5 separate regions of the Mus musculus genome follow, and regions 1, 2, 3 and 4 are each linked to region 5. A link is a loop called in an ENCODE intact Hi-C map of the cell type or tissue named here. Cell type or tissue: heart. All regions are shown on one strand. Region 1 holds the start of Snord118 (small nucleolar RNA, C/D box 118). Region 2 holds the start of Borcs6 (BLOC-1 related complex subunit 6). Region 3 holds the start of Aloxe3 (arachidonate lipoxygenase 3). Region 4 overlaps Alox8 (arachidonate 8-lipoxygenase). Region 5 has its middle 4.6 kb from the start of Gm23194.

Evidence for each region. Hi-C counts contacts between places; a loop is a spot of excess contacts. Peaks named below come from ENCODE experiments on the same cell type or tissue, not always from the same donor. Only the 100,000 strongest peaks of a DNase experiment are listed, where the experiment ranks them.
Region 1: a loop joins it to region 5, with 4 times the contacts of the local background. A loop is called at or near these places in 14 of 42 quality-filtered maps.
Region 2: a loop joins it to region 5, with 4 times the contacts of the local background. A loop is called at or near these places in 14 of 42 quality-filtered maps.
Region 3: it touches region 5 in a loop (2.9-fold over the local background); 11 of 42 quality-filtered maps call a loop at or near these places.
Region 4: it touches region 5 in a loop (7-fold over the local background); 34 of 42 quality-filtered maps call a loop at or near these places.

What each region holds. Positions count from the first base shown.
Region 1 is chr11:69,071,101-69,076,100 of GRCm38, reverse strand. Tmem107 (transmembrane protein 107) reads right to left here. Exons shown (of 5, transcript NM_025838.2): 2 at 4,810-4,877; 3 at 4,627-4,727; 4 at 3,582-3,678; 5 at 2,808-3,355. The coding sequence ends at 3,286. Snord118 (small nucleolar RNA, C/D box 118) reads right to left here and starts at 2,675; the gene lies at 2,539-2,675. In heart, a CTCF peak has its summit at 2,682; DNase peaks (open chromatin) are centred at 1,680, 2,510, 2,910 and 3,630; H3K4me3 peaks cover 2,325 bases; H3K27ac peaks cover 3,164 bases.
Region 2 is chr11:69,057,332-69,062,331 of GRCm38, reverse strand. Borcs6 (BLOC-1 related complex subunit 6) reads right to left here and starts at 2,557. Exons shown (of 1, transcript NM_028005.3): 1 at 756-2,557. The coding sequence starts at 2,534. The coding sequence ends at 1,452. n-TIaat4 (a tRNA gene) reads left to right here; the gene lies at 1-12. In heart, no CTCF peak of the experiment used is centred here; DNase peaks (open chromatin) are centred at 1,091, 1,701 and 2,711; H3K4me3 peaks cover 3,928 bases; H3K27ac peaks cover 3,070 bases.
Region 3 is chr11:69,122,930-69,127,929 of GRCm38, reverse strand. Hes7 (hes family bHLH transcription factor 7) reads right to left here. Exons shown (of 4, transcript NM_033041.4): 4 at 4,671-5,000. The coding sequence ends at 4,936. Aloxe3 (arachidonate lipoxygenase 3) reads right to left here and starts at 1,553. Exons shown (of 15, transcript NM_011786.2): 1 at 1,381-1,553; 2 at 400-604. The coding sequence starts at 1,527. It overlaps n-TRtct4 (a tRNA gene), which reads left to right and starts at 4,362; the gene lies at 4,362-4,448. It overlaps n-TLtag3 (a tRNA gene), which reads right to left and starts at 3,689; the gene lies at 3,608-3,689. It also overlaps n-TQctg6 and n-TKctt27. In heart, CTCF peaks have their summits at 2,487, 4,357 (motif pointing right) and 4,903; DNase peaks (open chromatin) are centred at 2,509, 3,679, 4,009, 4,359 and 1 weaker place; H3K4me3 peaks cover 3,782 bases; H3K27ac peaks cover 1,921 bases; H3K27me3 peaks cover 574 bases.
Region 4 is chr11:69,190,721-69,195,720 of GRCm38, reverse strand. It overlaps Alox8 (arachidonate 8-lipoxygenase), which reads left to right. Exons shown (of 14, transcript NM_009661.4): 4 at 4,075-4,197. Among named protein-coding and RNA genes, the nearest start is that of Alox8, 4.6 kb to the left of the region's middle. In heart, a CTCF peak has its summit at 2,716 (motif pointing left); no DNase peak of the experiment used is centred here; H3K27me3 peaks cover 502 bases.
Region 5 is chr11:69,242,663-69,247,662 of GRCm38, reverse strand. No RefSeq gene overlaps it. Among named protein-coding and RNA genes, the nearest start is that of Gm23194, 4.6 kb to the right of the region's middle. In heart, a CTCF peak has its summit at 2,548 (motif pointing right); a DNase peak (open chromatin) is centred at 1,822; H3K27ac peaks cover 885 bases.

The DNA.
Region 1 (5,000 bases), 170 kb after region 5:
GCAGCAAATCTCTTTAAGATTTATGAAATTCTGGGGTGATTTTGTTGTACACCTTTACTCTCAGCACTTGTGAGGCAGAGGCAGGTGGATCTCTTTAAGTTCGAGGCCACCCTGGTCTATAGAGCGAATTCCAGGATAGCCAAGATTACACAGTGAAACCTTGTCTTGAAAAACAGAACAAGGGGCTAGAGAGATGGCTCAGTGGTTAAGAGCACCGACTGTTCTTCCGAAGGTCCAGAGTTCAAATCCCAGCAACCACATGGTGGCTCACTAACATCCGTAATGAGATCTGACACCCTCTTCTGGTGTGTCTGAAGTCAGCTAAAGTGTACTTAAATAAAATAATAAATAAATAAATCTTTAAAAAAAAAAAAAAAAAAAAAAAAACAGAACAAAAAGCTCTACGAAATTATTATTTTGTGTATTGTATGAAAGAGACAAAAACCATGAAGGTTTTTTCTGGGTTACCTGAATGATTTCTTGTTGAGTGGATTCTGCTGGTGACAACGTAACACAGTTCCAACACTCCTAGGACTAATCTACGCTGACGTTACCTTCATCTGTTTTCTTTCTTCCTTTCTTTTCTCTTTTCCTTTCTTTCTCTTTTTGAAAAAGAGCCACGCTGGAATTAAAGATGTGCACCCTCCTGCCAGACTTCTATTACCTTCTTTATTTTTTACAGGAGCTATCCCATGTTTAATTGTGATATATTTTTTTAAAGATTTATTAATTATTATATGTAAGTACACTGTAGCTGTCCTCACACACTCCAGAAGAGGGAGTCAGATCTCGTTAAGGATGGTTATGAGCCACCATGTGGTTGCTGGGATCTGAACTCTGGACCTTCGGAAGAACAGTCGGGTGCTCTTACCCACTGAGCCATCTCACCAGCCCTAATTGTGATATTTTTAATTGTCTGTTTTTGATATCTGCCCTCCTACCACATATCTATGCAGTGTCTTTAAATTACAGAAAAATGTCACTGAAAGGTATGAAATGCCTTGGGAATGTGTCCCCTTGCACAGAAGCCATGGTAATCCTCTTTGTGTCCTTCCAGTTTAGTATATGTGCTGCTGAAGGGAGCATGTATGTGTATGTAAAACCCTAGAGCCAGTGTGCACATAACCTTGTGAAACAGAAACCCATGAAATGTCAGAGGGAGGTGTGCCAGACTGACAACCAGGAGGCTGTGCTGTAAGGAAGTTTGTATGGGCTTCACATTCAGCTCTCTTACATTCACTGCTTCGTAAAGGTATTTTGAGACAGCTGGTGGTGGTGAACGCCATTAATCCCAGGACTTGGGAGGCAGAGGCAGGGGGATTACTGAGTTCAAGGCCAGCCTGGTCTACATACAGAGTGAGTTCCAGGACAGCCAGGGCTACACAAAGAAACCACCCTGTCTCTGGGGGTGGGGGTGGGGAGGTGTTTTGAGAGATTTGCCTACAAAAAGGAGCAGACTTTCTGGGGTCAAAGGGGCCTGTACTTCACAATCCAGGTAACAGAGGGTGATGCTAAGCATTCAGCAGACAGAACTGTTTCAAGCCTGCAGCTGCTTGGGGAACTTCTCAGGCTGTGCTCAGCCTCCATCCCGAGCTGCTCCACCCTCTTCACAGCATTGCTCAAGAGCTGGGCCAACTTGTCCATCCCTACAAGGGGCAGTAATTCCTATTGTTTTGTTGGCGAAAGGGTACTTACTACTCAGCCCTGGCTGGCTGGAAACGCACTTCGTAGACCAGGCTGGCCTTGAAGTTGTGGCCCGCCTGCTTCTGTCTACTGAGTGCTGGTATTGTGGGCATGATCACCATTCCTGGCTGCTTTAAGTTTGTGACACTGAGGATTTCACTCAGGGCCTCAAGGCATAGCAAGTATGCACTTACCAGTGAGCTAGCTGTATCTTCAGTGTAAATATAACCTACTTAATTGCAAGTTCACACTGTTTAATTTAAGTAAGAGTTCGGTTTGGCAACCTGTCAGTAAGGCTCCTGGAAAAAGAAATGTTTTCCAAGTTCAGTAAGACAAATGCAAGGGTGTGGGTGTGGGCTTCTCCCAGAGCTGTACTTAAGTTTCTCAGCAATAGCTGAGACATATGTAACATTTTGGTGACTCTGAAACTTATTTTTTTTAAGCATGTACCACAGTTTACAGGATTAAATAAGTCTGGGAGTACTGTAAAACTTTTTTGTCTCTGTATGCCAAAGCTGAGTATAGGTCATATCACATCTATTTTCTCAGTACTGTTAACAGGGCTTTGCCTATGGTAAGGAGATCATTAAATTGAATGTGGGGAAGAAGACAAGAGATGCTTTAGGTAATAGTTAAGGAATTATCAGAAAGCACCTCCTGGCAAGCATAAGGAGTGGCCATGGGTGCTTTCCAGGAGCTGGGCAAACAACCAACAGCCACCTTGATGGCATTGTTTACCATAGAAGTGAAGACCTTAAAACTATGACTGGCCAGTTTAGGACAAATTATAAACAGCACACAGTCTGGCTGTAAAGGTCTACCAATCAGCACATTGGAAAAGTGTGATCGCCAGGGAATCAGATAGGAGCAACCAGGATGTTGTCAGGTCCTGATTGCATGGAAATGCTAATCAGCAGATCATGCAAGCTCCAATCATCATTTTCTACTGCCCTCCGAAAGGAGGAACAGGTAAGGATTAACCTCCTGACGATAAAAGGCAGAGGGAGCCCATTGCTAAATAAGTAGAGACATTTCCTATTAAAGGAAGGGTGAGAATACGTCACTTTAGCACGAGCCCAGTGACTTACAGTTCTTGCAACGCAAGAATAATATCTATTTGCAAGTCGTTTGAAGTATTTTATTCTCCATTCGGCACAAAAAGGGAGAAACAAAACCATCCCAGAATGCTCCCCTCACACGCGGCAAATTAGAAGCGCTATGTGAGATAGTTATTTGCATATCCCCGCCCACTCACTTCCGCCTAGCTTCTAGCGTAAAAACCCAAATAGAAGCATTACTTCTAGCCCTAACCACAAGATAAAAGCCTTTATTTATACCAGCCTCTTGGCCCATCCAATGGTCTTCTGAAAAATAGTATACGCCTTGCTCTTGTTATAAAATAAATTTTATTACAAAACTCTAATAAAATTATAATCCAAGATTTGAGAGATCTTATTCCAACACTGCCATCCTCTGCTTAGCCGCAGTTGGGAGGAGCAAGGGACTTGGGCGAGAGAAAACTGAAGCCTCTGCCTTTTTCTTGCAGCAGTGGGAGGAAGCTTCATCACTTTTCCAGCCTTGGTCCCTACACCCGGATTGTGATCAGAAGGGTTTCTTTTTCAGCCCAAAGACAGCGATGAATAATGCAGTTTCAGTGACAGCTGGGAAGGCGCTGTGAAAAGTACGGGGCCGCGGGGGAGGGGGGGGAGTTAGAGCCCCTTCCAACCCAAACACTTGAACCTCCAAACCTTATATGCGGGTGGGTTAGGGTGGGTATGACTCTTCAAAACTCTACCAATTTCACATGTGCAGGAAAGGTCTAGGTGGGGGAAACCTTCAGATTTGGGATCGATTTTCCACCACCCCCCCCCATTCCAAAATATTGGGTGCTAGGGCACCTGCAGAAGGTAAAAATGTACCAGTACGTGGTACATTCCCATCGCTCGAATACGAAGAAAGACAGGGCCACAGACGCGCTACAGTGGGCTGCAATGGCTTAACAATACAGAGGGGGTCAAGGAAAGTAATCGGTTCGTGATGGGCCCCGTTGGTACCTGGACTTGGGTTCAGCTTGTACCCTTCCCTTAAGACAAGCGCCAGAGTTGGCAGCCAATGCCTTCTGAATTTATGGACAGTTATGTGTAAGAGACCAGAGCTGAGTTTGCTTTGATAGGACCTCTCCCTGTACACTCTGTACACTTCTGGGAAGGTTAATGTCATATATGCCCTAGGCCACACAAGAATACCTACAGATCTGATACACTGGGGATTTCTCCAGTGCCCTGGTCTTCCTTGTCCACAATTCAAGAGTAAAGAGCTACCTTTTTAAAAACACAAACAAACAAACAAAACAAAACAAGCCAGGCAGTGGTGGTGCATGCCTTTAATCCAGCACTTGGGAGGCAGAGGCAGGTGGATTTCGGAGTTCGAGGCCAGCCTGGTCTACTGAGTTCCAGGACAGCCTAGGTCTACATAGAGAAACCCTGTCTTAGATAACCTAAATATATAAGTAAAATAAGATTTAAAAAAACCCAAAAAATTCACCTGCCCCTGCCTCCCGTGCACTAGGATTAAAGGCTTGCAGAACCACACCTGGGCTCTATTTTCTTGGTCCCTTCTGAGTTCCCATAGTGCTTTGTATTTTACACACACCTACAAGCATACTGTTTAATCACACTGATTTACAGATGTTTGTCTGCCACCTCTTCAAACGGGATAAAATGATTTTACTCCCATCCAGGGATCGCCAGAACCTGGCTCACATCCGGATTTAACGAATGTTTGAAGTCTATTAATTCCCCAACAGTGTCTAAAACCTCTCACCTAGAGAGAGATTCGGTTTACCATGTAGAGCAGACACTTGTGCCCCAAAGGCCTACAGAGGTGGAAAGAGTGGTAACTGGGATGAGTCACCTGAGGACGATGGCCAAATAAAAAGGATACAGAGGAGGCTCTGGGTGCTATTGAACATGGAGACTCCTGAGAGGAAGCCAGCCAGCTCCACTGCAAAGAGGCCCAGGGTGAGACAGAGCGCGGCTACCAGCCTGCAGAGAGAAAAGGGCTTGGACCAAGGTTTCTGGATTCTGTTGAAGACCCCTGCACTCTCACCCCGCCCCAAGAGCTCACTGGTTGTCCTGCTTTTCGTATTCCTCCGGGGTGAATTTGAGAGGCAGGCAAGCCTGGATGTTGCTTTCCTGGCGAGCCGGGCAGAAAGAAAGAAATGTCAAAAGAGGAATGGGGCTGCGGGGACAAGTTGGGAAGGGGCCGGGGAACGGAGCAACGAACGGACCCTGTGTGAGTGGACTGAGCTGAGCTGG
Region 2 (5,000 bases), 190 kb after region 5:
CCGTACGGGCCAGTGTGCTTATCTTTTTAAACAAAAGCAATTGTTCAATATTACTTTCCCCTAAGCTATTATGAGATAAAAATATGAAATTCTCCCAGTTTGATTTTATTTCTAATGTTCACCTCTAAGTATATTAGCTGCCTAAGTGAGCACCAATGTTCACCTCTTAAGGTGGCTTTGCCAGCTTTAATCGTTTTCTGAAAAGGAGACATTTAAGAAAACTTCATACAGCTGTCTTTCTAATACTGAAACAGTTCGAACTAAACAAATATACTGGAATGCTGTAAAAATGTGGGAATGTCTTGGAGTGTGGGATATTTTATGATTATAACATATAGTTCCTGAACGAACATACTATGTAAATTGTAAGAAGACAGCCTTTGTCATTGGGACACGATTGTCTAAAATCATTATACAGAACTCTGATCAGCACAGGATAGAGCTGTCAAGAGTTTATATTTCTCTATATTTCCTCTATAACCAAGACAACCAATCTGCCCAGTGTCTATCTATCCATCGGGAGCAGAGAAGCCCTTTCCCCTCAAGACCCTTGCTCGTGTTTCTGCTTTAGTGGCTCTTCGGGCCCTTTATGATCTCCCTCAGCTCTGACGCATCTCCTCCATCTAACTTAAGACTTCCTCCCCCACACTCCCAGTTCCCACTCCCGGGAGCTCTGGAGCCACAGGGGCCTTCATTCCCATTCCTTTGGCTTCTTCAACCCCTTCGACCCCACACAAAAAAACAGGCTCAGCCTTAGCAGCAGCAGCACTTTAATTCCACAAAAACTCAGAAAGCCAAAATTAATTAGAATACTCCACAACAGGTGGGCTTCAAAACCAGTAACAATTCGACCGGAACCCTGAGAGCAGTGAGACACTCCCCCGTGCCCCCCACCGCTCTCCCTCCATCATGAAATGTGCTCCTCCACCCCGTGGCATTTTAGGGGACCAGAGGAAAGAAGCGGGAGGTTATGCAGATGTTGCGCCCTCACCCTCGCATGGTGTGTGGGCAAGAACCGCTCAAGTTCCTAAAGCCCCTGGCACTTGAGGTGTGTGACCATTGGGATCCGGATAGCCGCAGCGGGGCTGAGGTCTCTCTGATCACACATTCGTGTCTGCCCCACCCTCCAGCAGAGATCTAAGGGCCTGTATTCCCATGGACGGTGTTCTAGCTTAGGGAGAAGGGTCAGGAAGAACAGGGTAGCTATAGATGGCCAACTGAATAAAAGCAGAGCTACATCCCTTTTCACCAGGAGAATCCTCACAACTTCCCCATTCACACTCCATAGGCTTAGAATGGGCACAGGCCTCCTAAACGCTTGTGGAAGAACCTCTAACGTACAGGCATCCCCTCAGCAAGCAGTTTCCACCAGGGCTCTTTGAAGAATCCTGAGGGTCCTACTGGACCCTGGTCTGGCCAGGTTACGCATGGTCTCTCCTCTATGCTCCTGGTCACTTGCATAGGGCCTCCAACACCTCCAGCGTGCGTCGGATATCTCGGACTTGGCGTGCCAGCCCCTGAACCGGTTGCAAAGCCCGTTCCAGCTCCTCGCAGCGCGCAAGTAAGGTGTACATGCCCTTAATGCTCATGTCCACGGCTTCACCTAAGGAGTCCACCGCGTCGCGGTAGGTCTGGATACAGCCCACACTCAACGCTGTCAGCTCTTGCACCGCACCACCCAGCCCGCGAAGCAGACGGTCTACCCGGCCGCCCAGCTCGCGACTCAGCCGCTCCAGATCCCTCAGCACGTCCGGGTCGATGGGAGGGATGGTGGGGGTGGGTGCGGGCGTTAGGCAGGGCCGCACAGAGGCAGGGGGAACGGGTGGTGGGGCGCCACTCAGTCGGATCTTGAGTTGTAGGTTGTTGGCCACAAAGTGAGTAAGGTCGCCGTGGCGGCTCACCGTGCCCTCCAGCTCTAGGGGGCTGGAGATAGTGGCGCGACGTCCTCCGCCCGCGCCGGTCTCGCCACTGGATGAAGACCCCCCTCCACCGCACGCCCCACTCAGCCCGTCCAGGCTGCGGCTGTCCTGAAGGCGGCTGGGGAAGGAGCGGCCAGCCCTACCCGCCGCCGCCTCTTCGTCCTCGTCGTCGTCGTCGTCACCCTCTTGCTGCGGCAGCTCCACATTCATCTCGACGCCTCCGGGGCTCCCTCGACGGCAGACCCTCAGAGCGGAGGGCTGATCCTCGCTGGGCTCCGGCTCCGGGTACCAGGAGGACGGGGGCGGGGCGTGCTCGGAACCTGGCACCCCCCGGCGTCCCCGGGCCCCTGACGGCGTCGCCCGGGAGCTCGGCTTGTCCTCCCAAGTGTCCAGCTCCGGCCCATGGGCGATGCTGCCGCTCCAAGTCTTTGGGGACGCTCGGGGATGACGGCTCGAGACCCCAACGCTCTCAGCCTCTTCCTCCCCGGACAGCGTCCGGACTGAGGGCGGCTTCGAGGGCGTTCGGGACGGCCTGCCGCTGAAAGTCGCGGCCTGGTGCTCAGCTCCGACCGAAAGCTCCGGCTCCGGCCCGAGCCGCCCCTGGGCGGCCTCCATACTGAGGGTGGGGGCCGGAACCGCGAGTCGTCCGCCGGGCTCCCCGGTCAGCGGCGGCGCCTTTAAGGGGCGTTGGCGGAGGCGCGCCGATTGGCAGCCGGATGATAATGGTCCGGACAGGAAGAGCTCTGTGATTGGTCGCCACCCCAGGAAGTTCCGGGAGGAGGGCTGTTATTGAACTGCAGAACACAAGTGAAAGCCAGTCGGGTGGCAGCTCCGGGGTGACAGCTGTGCGCGGGGCCCCGCCCCTTCGGAAAGTTGAGGGGGCGGGTCTTAAAAGACCCGAGCCCCGGAGCGCCGGAGTCCCACCGGGGCGGAGCTTAGGCTCTATGTCCACGGTGGTGTCGTCCGGAATTACCGCCGAGCAGTCGCACTCCACCGGGGATCGTTTTTGGAAGCTCTAGGGGTTCTTGGATGCTCAGGGTTGGACCGAACCGAGCTAGAAAACCGAGAAAGAAAAACAGCAGCGCCAAGAGAGAGAAAGCCGGAATTCCCAGCGGAACGGGGCTGATTGGTTCCATCCTTGAAACATTGACAGACTGATCGTTGAAGCGCCCAGAGTGACTCACTGTGCAGGGGAATTGCAGGTCGTGGACTTTCCTGTGCTTTTGTCACTCTTCGGCCTCCTGTCCCCTCTGCGTAGAGCATTTCTCTCATTGGAGGATAATATTGAGGGTTGTTTGTTTGTTTGTTGTCACAAGAGAAAATATTCCATAGGTGAAAGAATCAGACGTTTTGATAAGCACGCTCGGGAAAATAAAGGGCTGTGATTGAGAGTAAGAAGGACTAGTTAGATGAGGCCTCGGTCGGGAAAGGTCTCTGATGGGAACTATCAAGGGCATCAACTCAGCTTGCTGACAGAGGGAGGAAACCTCAGAGGCAAAGAGGTTTGATATAAACAAGAAACGCTGGGGTACGGAGTGTGGGGGAAGGACAGAGAGAAGACACCAGGGCTAAAATAAATGAGAAGGGAGAGGATTAACAACATCCAGATCGAAGATTCAGGACCCCCGGGCCACATTCCCAGGGCACTGTGGTTTCTGTAACAGATGGAGAGTCTTTCCAAGGGCCGTGGGACAGGAATCAAATGGTAGAAAAGTCGTCAACTGCAACACAGCCAAAGCTCTGGGACCCTTCTAGTTAGCAAAACAATGAATTAATATTCTTCCTTGGTTTAGAATCTTTGTATACCCCCGGCTGTCCTGGAAGTAGCTTTGTAGACCAGGCTGCCCTCAAACTCACATCACAGAGATCTTTCTGCTTCTGCCTCCCAAGTTCTGGCTGGGGTTAAAGGCAGAAGGACACCTGTTCCTGTTTTTGAAACTGAATCCTGTGTGGAAAGTGTGCACAATCACTGTGGCTAGTAATTGCAGAATCTTCCTGTTTTTTTTTTTTTTTTTTTGCATCCCTTCACCCTGTCTTTATTCTTTTTTAAATTTGTTTTGTTTTGTTTGTTTGTTTGTTTTTCGAGACAGGGTTTCTCTGTGTAGCCCTGGGCCTTTGTAGACCAGGCTGGCTTCAAACTCAGAAATTCGCCTGCCTCTGCCTCCCAAGTGCTGGGATTAAAGGCGTGCGGCACCATGCCCAGCCCTGTCTTTATTCTTGTGTTCCTTGCTCGTTTCTTGAGCTCTTTTTCCTTCAAAAGAAGCCATCTTTTGCAAGTCTTTTGTTTTCTACTACTATTACTACTGCTACTATAATTACTTTCTCCTCCTCTTCTTCATGCCAAAGGTGTGCAAAATAAGATGACATTTGGTGTGATAGTGGAGATTTTAGTTGGTGTCATAAGGTTTAGTTGGGACATTGTCTTCCCTATTTGGTGACTCCATTTAGATTCCTTTTGTATATGTACATGTCTTAGGGAGCCTCTATAGTAGGTTTCCATATGGTTTTAAATGTCCTTTAGTGTTAGCTGTCCCTCCCCATATTTCCTCCTTTACCTTCCTTCCTTCCTTCCTTCCTTGATCCATTTAATCCTCCTAGTTTCCCCTTTGGCTCTCCATAACAGTATATTCTATTTCCCTGTCTAAGTACCTGTCTTAGTTTGGGTTTCAATTGCTATAAAAGAGACACCATGACCACAGCAACTTCTTTTTTGTTTAATTCTCTATTCTCCTGACTTCTCAGTCCCAACCAACCCTCCTTATACTTTTAAACACAAGCTGCTTTAAAAAAAAAAAAAAAAAAAAAAAAAAAAAAGGACTTAAGCCGGGCATGGTGGCGCACGCCTTTAATCCCAGCACTCGGGAGGCAGAGGCAGGTGGATTTCTGAGTTCGAGGCCAGCCTGGTCTACAGAGTGAGTTCCAGGTCAGCCAGGATTATACAGAGAAACCCTGTCTCAAAAAATCAAAAAGGAAAAAAAAAAGACTTAATTTATATATATGATTACACTGTAGCTGCCCACCATTACATATTAACCCATTACAGATGGTTGTGATCTACCATGTGGTTGATGGGATTTGAAC
Region 3 (5,000 bases), 120 kb after region 5:
CTTTGCAGGTTAATTCTCTAAATATTCATGGCTTTTCTACCTGTTGAGATCTAGCTTGTACGTTTATTCCTTTCTGAGTTCCAGAAGACCATATTCTGGAGAAATGCAGAGGGATACCATTAGCTGCCTGCTATGGGAGTGTGAGTCTCTCTGTGTGTGCTTATCTGTGTCCGTCTGTCTGTGTGAGCCTGTCTGTGTGTACCTCCAGAACAATAAACACTACCCAGGAAGCTCTTGCATGTCAGGACTTTAGCAGTGCTCTTTATCAGACACTGTTGCTTTGGGATCCCGGCATTCCTAACCCCAGTCACATTCCCTACGCGCCGAGTTCTGTGAGACTCCATTCCTAACCTCACACGAAGCCTCTGCAGTACTGTGCAGTCTCTGTCCCTTGCCCACCTGTTCCTGGCCGCAGCTCCACAGTACAGTAGCCATCGATCCACTGGTAGCAGGGAAAGTGGACAGCAGAGCCATCGGGGGCAGTGACACAGATTCGACTGCAGTACCAAGGGTCCTTGCAGAAGAAAGCAAAGCGCTCCTTGTGTAAGCGCAACAGCAAGATCTCACCCAGCTCTGCTTCACAGCGCACCTTATACTTCTGAACCTGGAGTGAGGGAAGCAGCAAGCAGGCCTTTGAGCAACCAGGAACTGTCGAGGACATCTTTGCACTCTGAAGTGTGCATCAACACCGCTACCTTTCTGGGATATTGGCCTGAGCAGTCGTTGATCCATGTGGTTCCTTTGTGTGATTGAGAGAAAGAGCCCGTCTCCATCCAGAGAGGAGCAGGCACCATACTCAGTGCCTGAGTGAATTTTTGTAGGGATTCCTACCCTCACTGCCAGTAGTTCACTTTCATGTAGGGTCATTAGCAAACTAAACTAGCGACCGACAAAGCAGACCCCTCCCAAAGAACAGGAGACCCATGATCTGATCAGAGGAATCAATTTGGTCAAAGCCTAGTGTCAATTAGGGGAGGAGCCAGGCCAGGCAGTGGTGGCTTTTAATTCCCCCTGCACTCAGGAGGCAGAGGCAGTCAGATTGCTAAGTTCAAGGCCAGCCTGGTCTACACAGAGAGTTCTAGGACAGCCAGGGCTACACAGAGAAACCCTGTCTGGAAAAACCACAGAAAATAATAACAATAACAACAATGATAGGAGAAGCCAGGAAGTTAGGGGAAGTCCCCAGAATCCATTCCAAATGCCCTTCCCCACAGCCCTGTCTCAGAACAATTGGTATGGTTTATCGTCTCCCAAAAGTCAGGGATGTCAAAGAAAATGATCACAGGACATAGCAGGCATCCTGAGTTCAGCAGGACTTGACGAATCCAACAAGAATAATCCTCACTTCCTTCAGGTTCCCCATCTCTCCTCTGTACTCACCGATCCAGAGGCGAAGTCCCTGCCTACGCGATCCAGCTTCTGCTTAGGGCTTTCACCACAGGTGCCTACCAATGTAGCATAGATGTTATCCAATGTGCCAGCCTTCAGGTAGGAACCAGTGGTCACACACAGCCGATATACTGCCATGACTGGACCCAATAACCCCAAACCAGTAGCTAGCCTAGAGAAGGTACGCTACAGGTAAGAGAGAGTCAGCTCCTGGGCAGGAGGCTGGGGGCTGGGGAAGGGTGGGCCTGAGGAAGGATCCAGCTCTAGGACGTTCCTGGGCTCGCGCGCGCTCTCTCTCTTTCTCGATCTCTCACGGCAGCTCCGCTGGTAGCTCGGGAGTACTATCCCCACCCACCGACTTGCACCCTAATACTTGTTTGCATGCCTCTGACACAGCCTGTCCCTCTGGCTGGCTCATCCAGATGGATATCAGAAGCCTGGGCCCATTGGTGAGGGAGGGAATAAGGAAGGAGGGACCAAGTGGCAAGTGGAAGACAGGGAGGAGGTGACGCGTGTTGGGACACTACTTTGTGTCTGATCAGTGGCTTGACTAATGTCCTGAAGCCCATGTTCACCCATTCCCCAGATTCCACCTAGAGCCTTTTCCTCCTATTTCCAAACCAGAAATGGGCACCAGAACACCAGAATTCCTACATGTGAATCACCCACGTGAATCACACCGTGCATCGGAAAGCTGCACCAATTCATAAATGCCAGGTGACCTCATCAACAATCAAGTGAATAACACACATCTTAGCACGTGACAAGGCCATCATGTTCTCCTTCCTGCCACCGACCCACCCATCTCCTCCTAAAGTCTAGTCTTCTCTCTGTCTCCAGTTTTTGTTATTCCCGACCTCAATCACTCCTTTGAGATAGGACCTGCCTGCCAAGTGAGTGGAAGCCTGCCCGACAGCATCTGGAGGCCCTCATGTGACATTCTTTACGCTCCAGGTCCTCCCTCAGCCAGCCTGCTGAACCGTGGGAGGCACCCTGTATGCCCTAGGTGTCCAAGATATAGGTCACAAGGACCAGGGAAGAAAAAAAATAGACTCTACCGGGGAAACCTGTGGCCCGCAGCGGCCCCGCGTGGCTGGTCTAGGCACCTCTAGATTCCTGCTTGAGTGGCGCTCCTGCCCTCCTTAACTTCTAATAAAAGCCGAGGCGTTAGCGACTAGGTTTCAGTAAGTCAGAGTCTCGGACAAAAACGAACTTCATCCTTTAAATACACACAAGAATACGTAGGTATCATAATAAATTCATTTAGGCAAAAGTGGAGAGCTTTGCTAAGAGCCCGGATAGCTCAGTCGGTAGAGCATCAGACTTTTAATCTGAGGGTCCAGGGTTCAAGTCCCTGTTCGGGCGCTTAGCTTTTTGTGGGAATCTGCACTTACAAACACTATTGTTAGGCTGTCTTGTTTGACAATAGCTCTATAATAACAAAGTAATTGCATTCTTTTTAAAAGGAAATGTAAATTGAACGTAAGTTCCGAACAATCAGAAGAGGGAACAGCATTACGTTAAAGTACTAGCTATACAAACGAGGAATACATCAAAGAGAGTAAAAAGAAAATGGGGAAGTTAATATTATTAATATTAATAATATACTTCATTTACTACAATATTTGAAAATCTTATTTTAACCCTAATTGGTGTTTTAAAATCCGCATTTTAACGAATTTTTAAATTATCTTCCTTAATTTTCATGTTTAGAAGAAAGCACTCATATTTCAGGTACTCAATAATCACATTTTAGTAGTTGGCTTCATGTGTTTGTTTTGGTTTGTTTGAATAAATGGAGTGATATGCAAAATGGGATATAGAATAATGTATATAATTTCTGAGAGCACTACAGAAGAGGGGGTTCCATGGTGTAATGGTTAGCACTCTGGACTCTGAATCCAGCGATCCGAGTTCAAATCTCGGTGGAACCTTAGCATTTTGCTAGTACATCAACATAATAAATATATTTGTTTGTAATTTTTCATGCTTAGTATGTCTGTTACAGATATTCTAGTATAATTTTTTAAATTACACTTATATACACCAAGATCTGCGCTGAATTAGTGTATAAGAATACTTATTTCAACAATGTTTGTCACGTCTTGTCTATGAATATGGAAGCAATCTTGGGTTTTGTTGACAAGCCAAAGTTCATAGCCAAGCAGTGGCTTGTTCTCATAAAACTAAAGAGGCCTTCAGGAGAAAAACTCTGGCCTGGCAGCGGTGGGATTCGAACCCACGCCTCCGAAGAGACTGGAGCCTAAATCCAGCGCCTTAGACCGCTCGGCCACGCTACCCGCATGGAAGCTGCTATTTCCCGTCGTCTTCCTAAGAGAGTAGAAGGAAGTCTTCTCAACGCTCACAGCCACGAACTGACCCGAATTTCTTTTGTTGCTGTATATTTCAAACCCGAAATGAGGACTCACCGAGGCGCTAAACGACATTGTAAAGAAGCGAAACAAATGGTCCCAAAGACACAGAGATTTACAACAAAACAAGTTTATTTAGTGAGATCAAATCTGGGAACCGAGCAAGTCTGAGCTTGGTAGCTTACGCAAGAAGCAGCCCGAGCTTTGCACTGCTGGGGAGCTCAAATTTCGTTAGTCTCCCTCTCTGTTTCTCGCACCTGCATCCACCCTTCCTGTCACCTAGCTCATGCGCTTTCCATACACTACATTTCATTCCGCTGACCTGAGGCTGTCACCTCTAGCTCCTATGACGCTCCGCCCCATCTCCTTGCACACGGACACACACACACTCTCTCTCTCTCACACACACACTCTCTCTCTCTCTCTCACTCACACTCTCTCTCTCTCTCTCTCTCTCTCTCTCTCTCTCTCTCTCTCTCTGTCTCTCTGTCTCTCTGTCTCTCTGTCTCTCTCTCTGTCTCTCTCTCTCTCCCTCCCACGCTACCCCTTTTTTTCCTATACTGGTGTCCGTAAGCCGGAAGGAGGCGCCGCCCGCCATGTGGCTCTGTGGCGCAATGGATAGCGCATTGGACTTCTAGTGACGAGAAAGCGATTCAAAGGTTGTGGGTTCGAATCCCACCAGAGTCGGTTTTATTACTCATTTTAATCTTTTCTTGGCTTTTAAAAAATTTAAAGACCCACAAATAAAGTTCAGCTCCAACCTCAGTCTGTCGCTCCGCTCTTTACTTACCTGTCTCCCCCAGGGCTTGGGCCGTGGAGAGCAGGCCTAAAGGTGGGAGAAGGGTATGGGCAAGTAGGCGTGGCGCCAATATAAAGGCAGGCCCCTGGCTAGGGGACACACCGGGATTTAATAACGATTTTATTCCATGCACTAGGGACTCGGGAAGGGACTGGGACTGGACTAGGGTAGAGAGAGTACAATGCTACACACAGGGAAGTGGGACAGGGAAAAGGGATGGGAAAATATATATTTATATAGATACTCTAATATAGACCACATCTCACCCGCGCGCTGAGCCCGCGCGCCCCGCTGCCCTCCTCGCCCGGATCCCTCTCCTGCCCTCTGACTGGAGTCTCTACACCACCCCCAATCCCCGCCCCAGCCCCCAAAAGCTCAGGGCCAAGGTCTCCAAAACGCGGGCGGTGGGAGTGACGGGGCCTTGGGCGCCCCGTCTTGTC
Region 4 (5,000 bases), 52 kb after region 5:
GTTCTTTTTGTTTCTACTTGGTTGATTTCAGCCCCGAGTTTGGTTATTTCCTGTCGTCTACTCCTCTTGGGTGTATTTACTTCTTTTTATTCTAGAGCTTTCAGGTGTGTTGCTAAGCTGCTAGTGTATGCTGTCTCCAGTTTCTTTTTGGAGGCACTCAGAGCTATGAGTTTTGATCTTAACACTGCCTTCATTGTGCCCCATAAGTTTGGGTATGCTGTGCCTTCATTTTCATTAAATTCTAAAAAGTCTTTAATTTCTTCCTTGTCCAAGTTATCATTGAGTAGGTAGGGCATTGTTCAGTTTCCATGTGTATGTGGGCTTTCTGTTGTTTTTAATGTTACTGAAGACCAGCCTTAGTCCGGGGTGATCTGATAGGATGCATATGATTATTTCAATCTTCTAGTATCTGTTGAGACCTGTTTTGTGACCAATTATATGGTACATTTTGGAGAAGGTATCATAAGGTGCTGAGAAGAAGGTATATTCTTTTGTTTTAGGATGAAATGTTCTATAGATATCTGTTAAAACCATTTGGTCTATCACTTCTGTTAGTTTTACTGTGTCTCTGTTTAGATTCTGTTTCCATGATTTATCCTTTGATGAGAGTGGGATGTTGAAGTCTCCCACTATTATTGTGTGAGGTGCAATGTATGCTGTGAGCTTTACTAAAGTTTCTTTTATGAATGTGGGTGCCCTGGCATTTGGAGCATAGATGTTCAGAATTGAGAGTTCATCTTGGTAGATTTTTCCTTTGATGAGTGTGAAGTGTCCTTCCTTATCTTTTTTGATAACTTTTGGTTGAAAGTTGATTTTATTCGACATTAGAATGTCGACTCTAACTGGTTTCTTGGGACCACTTGCTTGGAAAATTGTTTCCCAGGTAGTGTCTTTGACACTGAGGGGTGTTTCCTGTATGCAGCAAAATGCTGGGTCCTGTTTATGTATCCAGTCTATTAGTCTATGTCTATTTATTTGGGAATTGAGTCCATTGATGCTAAGAGATATTTAGGAATAGTGATTGTTGCTTCCTGTTATTTTTGTTGTTAGAGTTGGAATTTGTGTGTGTGGCTATCTTCTTTTAGGTTTGTTGAAAGAAGATTACCTTCTTGGTTTTTTCTGGGGTATAGTTTCCCTCCTTGTGTTGGAGTTTTCCATCTATTATCCTTTGTAGGGCTGGATTTATGAAAGGATATTGTGTAAATTTGGTTTTGTTATGGAATATCTTGTTTTCTCCATCTATGGTAATTGAGAGTTTTGCTAGCATTTGTGTTCTCTAGGGTCTGTATAACATTTGCCCAGGATCTTCTAGCTTTCATAGTCTCTGTTGAGAAGTCTGGTGTAATTCTGATAGGTCTGCCTTCATATGTTACTTGACCTTTTTCCCTTACTGCTTCCAATATTCTTTCTTTGTTTTGTGCATTTAGTGTTTTGACTATTATGTGACAGCAGGAATTTCTTCTCTGGTCCAGTCTATTAGGAGTTCTGTATGCTTCTTGTATGTTTATGGGCATCTCATTCTTTAAGTTAGGGATTTTTTTCTATAATTTTGTTGAAGATATTTACTGGCCCTTTAAGTTGAGAATCTTCATTCTCTTTAATACCTATTATCCTTAGGTTTGGCCTTCTCATTGTGTCCTCGGTTTCCTGGATGTTTTGGGTTAGGAGCTTTTTGTATTTTGTATTTTCTTTGACTGTTGTGTCAATGTTTCCTATGGTATCTTCTGCACCTGAGATTCTTTATCTCTTGTATTCTGTTGGTGATGCTTGCATCTATGACTCCTAATCTCTTTTCTGGGTTTTCTGTCTCCAGGGTTGTCTTGCTTTGTGATTTCTTTATTGATTCTATTTCAGTTTTTAGATCCTGAATGGTCTTGTTCAATTCCTTCACCTGTTTGGTTGGGTTTTCCTGTAATTCTTTAAAGGATTTTTTTTGTGTTTCCTCTTTAAGGGTTTCTACTTGTGTTCTCCTGTATTTATTTCATCAAGGGAGTTATTTATGTCCTTCTTAAAGTCCTCTATCATCATCATCATGATCTGTGACTTTAATTCACTCTTGCTTTTCTGGTGTGTTGGAGTATACAGGGCTCCTCCCTGTGGTGGGAGAACTGGGTTCTGATCATGCCAGATACCCTTGGTTTCTGTTGCTTTTGTTCTTGCCCTTGCCTCTCACCCTCTGGTTATCTCTGGTGTTAGCTGGTCTTGCTGTCTCTAACTGTGGCTTGTCCCTCCTGCAAGCCTGAGCGTCAATACTCCTGGGAGACTAGTTCTCTCCAGGATGAATTTGGGTATGGAGAGCTGTGGCACAGGGTCAGTTCTAGGGAGCAGACAGAAACCTGAAGGAGCCTGTCCCCAGCTGTTCCTTGGTTCCCATGTCCTGATGATTCTGAGTGGTTCCTCTTGGGCCAAGAATTTGAGCAGAAGTGTTGTTGTTACAAAAATAAAAGTACTCAACAGCATGAAATCTAAGCCCTGCCTAAATGTGTGCTGTTAGCATTGTTCCCCATCTATTCTCAGTGTGGACCCTCAGCACTTACAATTGAAGTAAGGCTTCAAACCCTAGCATTATCATCTTCTTGGTGCCAGTCAGAGAAGGCAAGCACTCAGGCCCACCTCATACCTACCAAGTGAGAATCTCCATTTTACCAAGATTCCCCACATGAAGCCAGTACTGGGTTGCTTGAGACAAAGAGTTTGGCCACCACCTGGTGGCAGAACACTTTAATTGCAACCTGCCCGTTGACATCAAAATCTCAAATCTAAAACATTTTTCATTATTAAATTGTTGAATACTGGTTATTGAACCTAAGTCTTTTGCATTCTGAGTAAACACACATTACTAATTTATATCCAGGGCCATCTTAATATTTTTATTTTTATTTATTTTTTTAAATGTGTGCTGGGCAGTGTTGTGCATGCCTTTAATCCCCAACCCTCAGGAGGAAGAAGCAGACTGAGCTCTGATTTTGAGAATAACCTGATCTACTGAGCCAGTTCCAGGATAGCCAGGGCTACACAGGGAAACCCTGTCTCAAAAATTAAAAAACAGAAAAAGAAAAAATTCCCTATAATTAATTTTTTTACATGTTATGTGTGTATGAACACAACCAATCATATGCATGTGGAGGTCAAACACGTTAGGCTTAACAAGTGCAGGAACTTTTTCTTCGAGCCCTGCTGCTCCTGCCATATTTATTTCATATATGTGGGTACACTGTCACTGTCTTCAGACACACCAGAAGACTGTATTGGTTGCCCATTACAGATAGTTGTGAGCCATGCCCATTACATGTGGTTGCTGGGAATTGAACTCAGGACCTCTGGAAGAGTAGTCGGTGCTCTTAACCGCTGAGCCATCTTTTCAGGCTGTGCAGTAATTTTTGATGTTTAATTTTTACTTTTTAAGATTTTTTTTAAAAGTTTATTTTATACATGAGAGCTCTTTCTGCATGTGCACCTGAAGGCCAGAAGAGGACATCAGATCTCATTACAGATGGTTGTGAGCCACCATATGGCTGCTGGGAATCCAATTCATGACCTCTGGAAGAGCAGTCAGTGCTCTTAACCGCTGAGCCATCTCTCCAGCCCCTTAGTTTTAGTTTTTTTATGCTGGAGATTGAACCTAGGGCCTTGTCCATCTTAGGCAGGTGCTCTACTGCGAGCCATATTCCCAGCCTTTTAAATTTTGTTTTGGTTAGAGAAAGGGTCTCACTACATTGGCCTCAACTCTAAAAGACTAATTTTTAAATGACCCAAACACCAAATGTTAAGCTCCTTTCTAGGTCACGTTCCCGACATCTACACACTATAATCCAGACACTTAAGAGACCCCAGGGCTCCAACCTCACATTCCTCCTGTTGACCCAAGTTAGGTCATATGCTCAGAAGTCTCCCTGTGGGGACATGTAGCTTCTATCCAACCCAGTGAGCATAGAAGGGAGGGTCTCAGGAGAGCCCCTCCTGGCAGAAGGGGGCTGGCTGTGGCCAGGGTCCCCTGGGGCAGGGATTCTTCTCTCTCCATGCAAGGGCTCCTGAAGCTGCTGCTGATCATTCACCTGTCTGTCCCACTTCTAGCTGGAAGACTTACATTGAAGGTTGGCCTCGCTGCCTTGACCACGAGACTGTGAAAGACTTGGACCTCAACATCAAGTACTCTGCGATGAAGAATGCCAAACTCTTCTTTAAAGCCCACTCCGCGTGAGTGTCTTAGTCAGGGTTGCTATTCCTGCACAAACCATCATGACCAGGAAGCAAGTTGGGGAGGAAAGGGTTCAGCTTACACTTCCACATTGCCGTTCATCGTCAAAGGAAGTCAGGACTGGAAGTCAAGCAGGTCAGGACACCTTGACACACAACACAAACACATCACTAGTAATCCTCAACCCTTACTTTCTTATTCATCCCCACGATCTAAATAACTTTAAAAGTCCCACAGGCTTTACATATTAAAATTTCAATCCCTTTAAAATATCCAATATCTTTTAAAATTCAAAGTCCTTTTACAATTCAAAGTCTCTTAACTGTGGGCTCCACTAAAATACTTTCTACCTTCAAGAGGGGAAAAATATCAGGGCACAGTCACAATCAACAGCAAAATCAAACTCTTAACCGTCCAATGTCTAGGAACCACTCATGATCTTCTGGGTTCCCCCAAGGGCTTGGGTCACTTCTCCAGCCCTGCCCTTTGTAGTACACACCTTGTCTTCAAGACTCCAGCAGCCTGCTCTCCACCGCTGCCACTGTTCGTGGTGGTCATCTCATGGTGCTGGCATCTCCAAAACACTGCTATCTTCCACTGCAACTAGGCTTCACCAATAGCGTCTCATAGGCTCTCTTCATGATGCCAAGCCTTAACTCCTTTGCCTGACCCCTTCAGTCCTGGGCCATAAATTGCAACTGAGGCTGCACCTTCACCAATGGCCTTCCATGGCCTCTCATAGTGCCAAGCCTCAGCCACTCTTCATGACCCCTTCCTGCCTTCAAAACCAGTACCACCTGGT
Region 5 (5,000 bases):
GCCAATGCACATCGCTTCTCTCGAGGCTCGAGGATGACTGTGGAAGGAGGGATAGAAAGAGTGTGGAAGCCAGAGACAGTGGATGACAGGACGACTGTTTTCCAGACGCCGCAGGGCAGTTGCATGTATGAACCCACAGTGACTGACGGGATGCACGAGATCTGCACAAGTTCAAGTCGTACAAGATGCCAGCATGGACTGAGGAGGCGACCGAGGTGTCCCACCCCGAGCTGAGGAGCTATTGAGAAAGGAGGAGATGGCTTTCTTTAAGAGTATGACTGGAGAGATGGCTCAGTGGTTAAGAGCACTGACTGCTCTCCCACATATATGAAATAAATATGGCCTGAGCAAACAGGGCTGGAGCGAGAAAGTGGGGCTGGAGGATGACCCTTGCTTGGCCTAACACCTTCCAGGGACTGTCCTGGATTAGGTGTGGACTCCATGGGTTTAAAAGAGTGGACACAAAGTTAGGTGGGCATGGAATATGTGGTGAATCCAGGAATATACAATGCATGGAAAATCTCAGTTAGTAAAGCAAGGGGGTTTTTAAAGAGAAGATGTTCTCTACATGAAGGGCAACACTTGAGATTGGCCTCCGGCTTCCACACATACACTCCTGAACACACACACTGACACGTGTATAAGCTGTTAACGGTAGTCGTCTGGCAAGGCCTTTTGGTTTTAGTTATAATGTTCCTGTATGCTTTGATTTGCACGAGGAATATACATTGCTTCTGTGGTCAGAAAACACAGAGATAATTTTAAATTACTTACTGATTGGTTGATGGATGCTGGGGCTTTAACCCTGCAGGAAGCAGAGGAAGCCCCGAGTGTCCTATTGACGAGGTCCCAGTGCCAGACTCATGGGAGCTGGCAAAGCAGTCTCCTGCCTCAGGCTCAGGGAACTGGCGGATCCTTCCACTGGTCCATGGTGGAAAGTCGGCAGTGTGGACAAGAAGTCACTGCGGGTTCCTTTTCCTAGATGTTTGAAGTCTGTCACCGCCACGCCACAGAGACCCCTACTAAAACCAGCCAACTCTTCCCTGCTTTGTATGTAATAAGTTCAAATTCACCCAGGCTGTCTTGTAGTGAGTGTCCTCTGTCAGGGTGAGCACAGTCTCCTAGTCCCAGCCGCTCTGTAAGAGTGTCTGTCATTGTCCCAATTAGGACCCAGCTATGCAGGACATGGTAGAAGCCAGGGCCTCCTGATTCTCTCTCTCTCTCTCTCTCTCTCTCTCTCTCTCTCTCTCTCTCTCCATTTAAGTGGACATGTATATATTTCTATGTCACTTCCTCACTGTTCTGTAGTCAGTATAAACTATAGTGGAATGGAATCTCCTGGTTTCTACCCTCCTCTACTTTAGCTTCAGTGTTGTGTTGTATTGTATCTGTTTGCTTGTTTGTTTTTATTTTGTTTTGTTTTGTTTTAACTCTAACTGAATACGTTTTTTTTGGATCAGTCTCAAGCCAACCTTCTTTGTTTCAAAAGTTGTTTGGGGTTTGGGGGTTATAGCTCACTTCCAGCTTCTTGCCTGTAAAGCCCTGGGCTTAGTCACACACACACACACACACACACACACACACACACACACACACGAGTTGTTTTGCCTCTTTTAAAGACTGTTTTTTTCTTATCTGCTGCAGCAGTGATTCCACAAATAGAAATGAATTCCTTCTGTGAATTCTTCCGTGACTTTGAGGGACCCAGGAGAGGGGCTGAGAAGCAGGAAGAAAGACTGTTTCCCTTTCCTTCCATAGAAAGAGGAACCCAGACCTTCTTCTGTGCTTCCCTGGGCAGCCGAGGCTATTTATAGTCTTTGGATTTAATTATAATTCTGCCCTCTGGTAACTTGGCTTTAAGCCTTGGCCCCACCCTTCCTATAAGAGGACCAGTTCTGTTTCTGTACATTACAGGTTGAATACAAATGATCAGATAAGGAGTATAAGTGAGAGGGGTGAGTGTGGTGGCTGCACAGTGGGCTATGTCATCTTGGAATGAAGACCAGGATAGATTTAAAACATTCCACCCCTTGAGTATAAAACAGTGCAGCAACTGCAAATAAAATAAGTTCAAATGAAAACCCAGCACGTCAGCTCCTCAAATCACTGTTTGATGCAGAAATTCCACTCTTAGTTATACGCTCCAAAGAATGAATTCTTTGTTAAGTTTGCAGTAGCTTTAGTCTCTACAGCAACAAAGTGAAAGCAACTCAACGGTGGATAGACAAACAGATAAAACGTGTGGTGTGTCTGTACAGCGGAATTCTATGCAGGCTTTAAAGAAAGAAAAAGAAAGAAAGAAAGAAAGAAAGAAAGAAAGAAAGAAAGAAAGAAAGAAAGAAAGAACGAAAGGAAGGAAGGAAGGAAGGAAGGAAGGAAGGAAGGAAGGAAGGAAGGAAGGAAGGAAGGAAGGAAGGAAGGAAGAAAGAAATAAAGAAACAAAACCCTACCTGAAGCAGAGGCGCTACTGACAGTTGATGACTTCTGGGTGAACAGAATTTTCTCCAAAGGATGTGGTTCTGTTAGGTCCATCACTCTCCAGAAGAGGGAGCCACACCCAAGAGTATCAGAGCAGCAGAAATTAGAAATGAAATCTGGGAGGGAAGATGGGTTGGGAATAGACCTGGAAGGGGAGGATTGAAACTTGAATATAATCAAAATAATTTGTATGCAGGTACGAAATTCTCAAAGAACTAATAAAACTATTTTAAGGACCAGGCATGGGTGGCACTTTAAAAAATCTCAGTACTCTGGAGGCAGAGGCAGAGGGCAGGGGGAATCTCTGTGAGTTCGAGGCCAGCTTGGACTTCAAGGCAAGTTTCAGGACAGCCAGGGCTGTTCCACAGAGAGACTCTGTCTTGAAAAACAAAACAACAACAATAACAACAATTTTTAAAGAAATGAAACAGTGATCCTTGCTACAGTGTAGGACAACCTTGTACACATGACACCTAGAGAGGAAAGGGTGGGCCCAGTGAGATGGCTGAGTGGGTAAAGACGCTTGCTCCCAAGCAGAGAGATCTGAGTTGGATCCCTGGGTCCCAGAAGGTGGAAGGTGAGAACTGGCTCTAATGAGTTGTCCTCAGACCACTACCTGTCATAACCTGTCACACTCTGGCACACACATACACACACACAAATACATTTTAAAAGGACAAATATTATTTACTCATATGATCTAATTCACAGGGGTAAAAAGGAGACTGGACCATGACAAGGAGCCCCTGTTTAATGGGCCACAGTTTCAGTAGAGGAAAAGAACTTCTGGAGATGGATCGTGGTGACAACTGCACAAATGAATGTTCTCAATGCCACTGGACTGCACACTTAGAATGGCTAAGATAGAAAAAAAATTTTTTTTCTGAGACAGGGTTTCTCTGTGTAGCCCTGGCTGTCCTGGAACTCACTCTGTAGACCAGGCTGGCCTCCAACTCAGAAATCTGCCTGCCTCTGCCTCCCAAATGCTGGGATTAAAGGTGTGCGCCACCACCGCCTGGCTAGAAATTTTTTTGCTAAATATGCTTTCCTACTAAAACTTTTTTTTTTTTTAAATCTTCCCTTCAGGGGCTGGAGAGATGGCTCAATGGTTAAGAGCACTGACTGCTCTTCAGGAGGTCCTGAGTTCAATTCCCATTATTTTTCCCATCATGAACCACGTGGTGGCTCCCAACCATCTGGAATGGGATCTGATGCCCTCTTCTGGTGCGTCTGAAGACAGCTACAGTGTACTCACATACATACATATGTACATACATACATACATACATACATACATAAAATCTTTTAAAAAAATCTTCCCTTCATCTTTACTACATCATGCAAGGACTCGTTTAATAAAGGATCATTGGGAAATTATCAATGATTCCAAATCAGTCTCATGATTGTTCCAAATCATACCTCATTATCATCCAAGGTGTGGAAGGATTGGGTGGAATTTCCCTGACTGTGAGGGGCTGTGTCCAACAAGGGAGATGTAAGCAGACTTTCTGTGGAAGGTGAGAAGTACTGCTGGCCTTTCTAAGTAAGTCAATTCTAAATTAAATTTTTAAAAAATTGTAAGGGTTGTTGAGATGGAACAGTAGGGAAAGGTGCTTGTCACCACACCTGATGACCTGAGTTTAATCTCCCGGCCCCACATAGTAGAAGGAAAGAACCACATGTGGATGCTGTCTTCTGATCTCCACAAGTAGACTGTACCACACGCATACACACAAGTTAATAAAGTAATGCAAAAGCTTTAAAGTAGTCATTCTTACAAAATTAGTAATACTGACATTGCAGCATACCTGATGACCCGAATTCAATCACCATGGCAGAGACAGAAGGGATGCCAAAGGTTGTTCTTTGACCTCTACCCAAGCTCCATGTCACATGTGTGCCCTCCCCACCCCCGAAAAAACACACATCACGAACACATACAATAATAACAGAACAAAAACTAATAACAACAACAAAAAAAAGGAGTTTTAGTAACATTTTGGACCTACGGAATAATTTCTAAATACGTGTTGGGGCCGAGGAAGCCCTGGCTGAAGTGTAAGGAGTGTGAAGTCCTACAGGAAGGTGTGTTGTTGACAAGGGTTTGTCTAGCTTAAGGACCACAGTGCCTCAGACCCGTGGGAGTGGCAAAGGCTTCTCTGTGTCAGGCTAAGGGGAATGAATAGCGAAGCTTTCCTCTGGTTAGGGTCTGCGCGGGGCCAGGACATAACATAAACGGGTGGTTGGGAGGTAGAGACCTGAACCTGGTGCTCGGCCCCCTTTCTTTCTTTTTTGGTTTTTCGAAACAGGGTGGTTTCTCTGTGTAGCCCTGGCTGTCCTGGAACTCACTCTGTAGACCAGGCTGGCCTCGAACTCAGAAATCCGCCTGCCTCTGTCTCCCAAATGCTGGGATTAAAGGTGTGCGCCACCATGCCCAGCTCAGCCCCCTTCCTTTTTGCTCAGTACAAGGACTCCAGCTCAAGGAATGCAGTGTCCCACATAGGGGCGGGCCTTCCTGCATC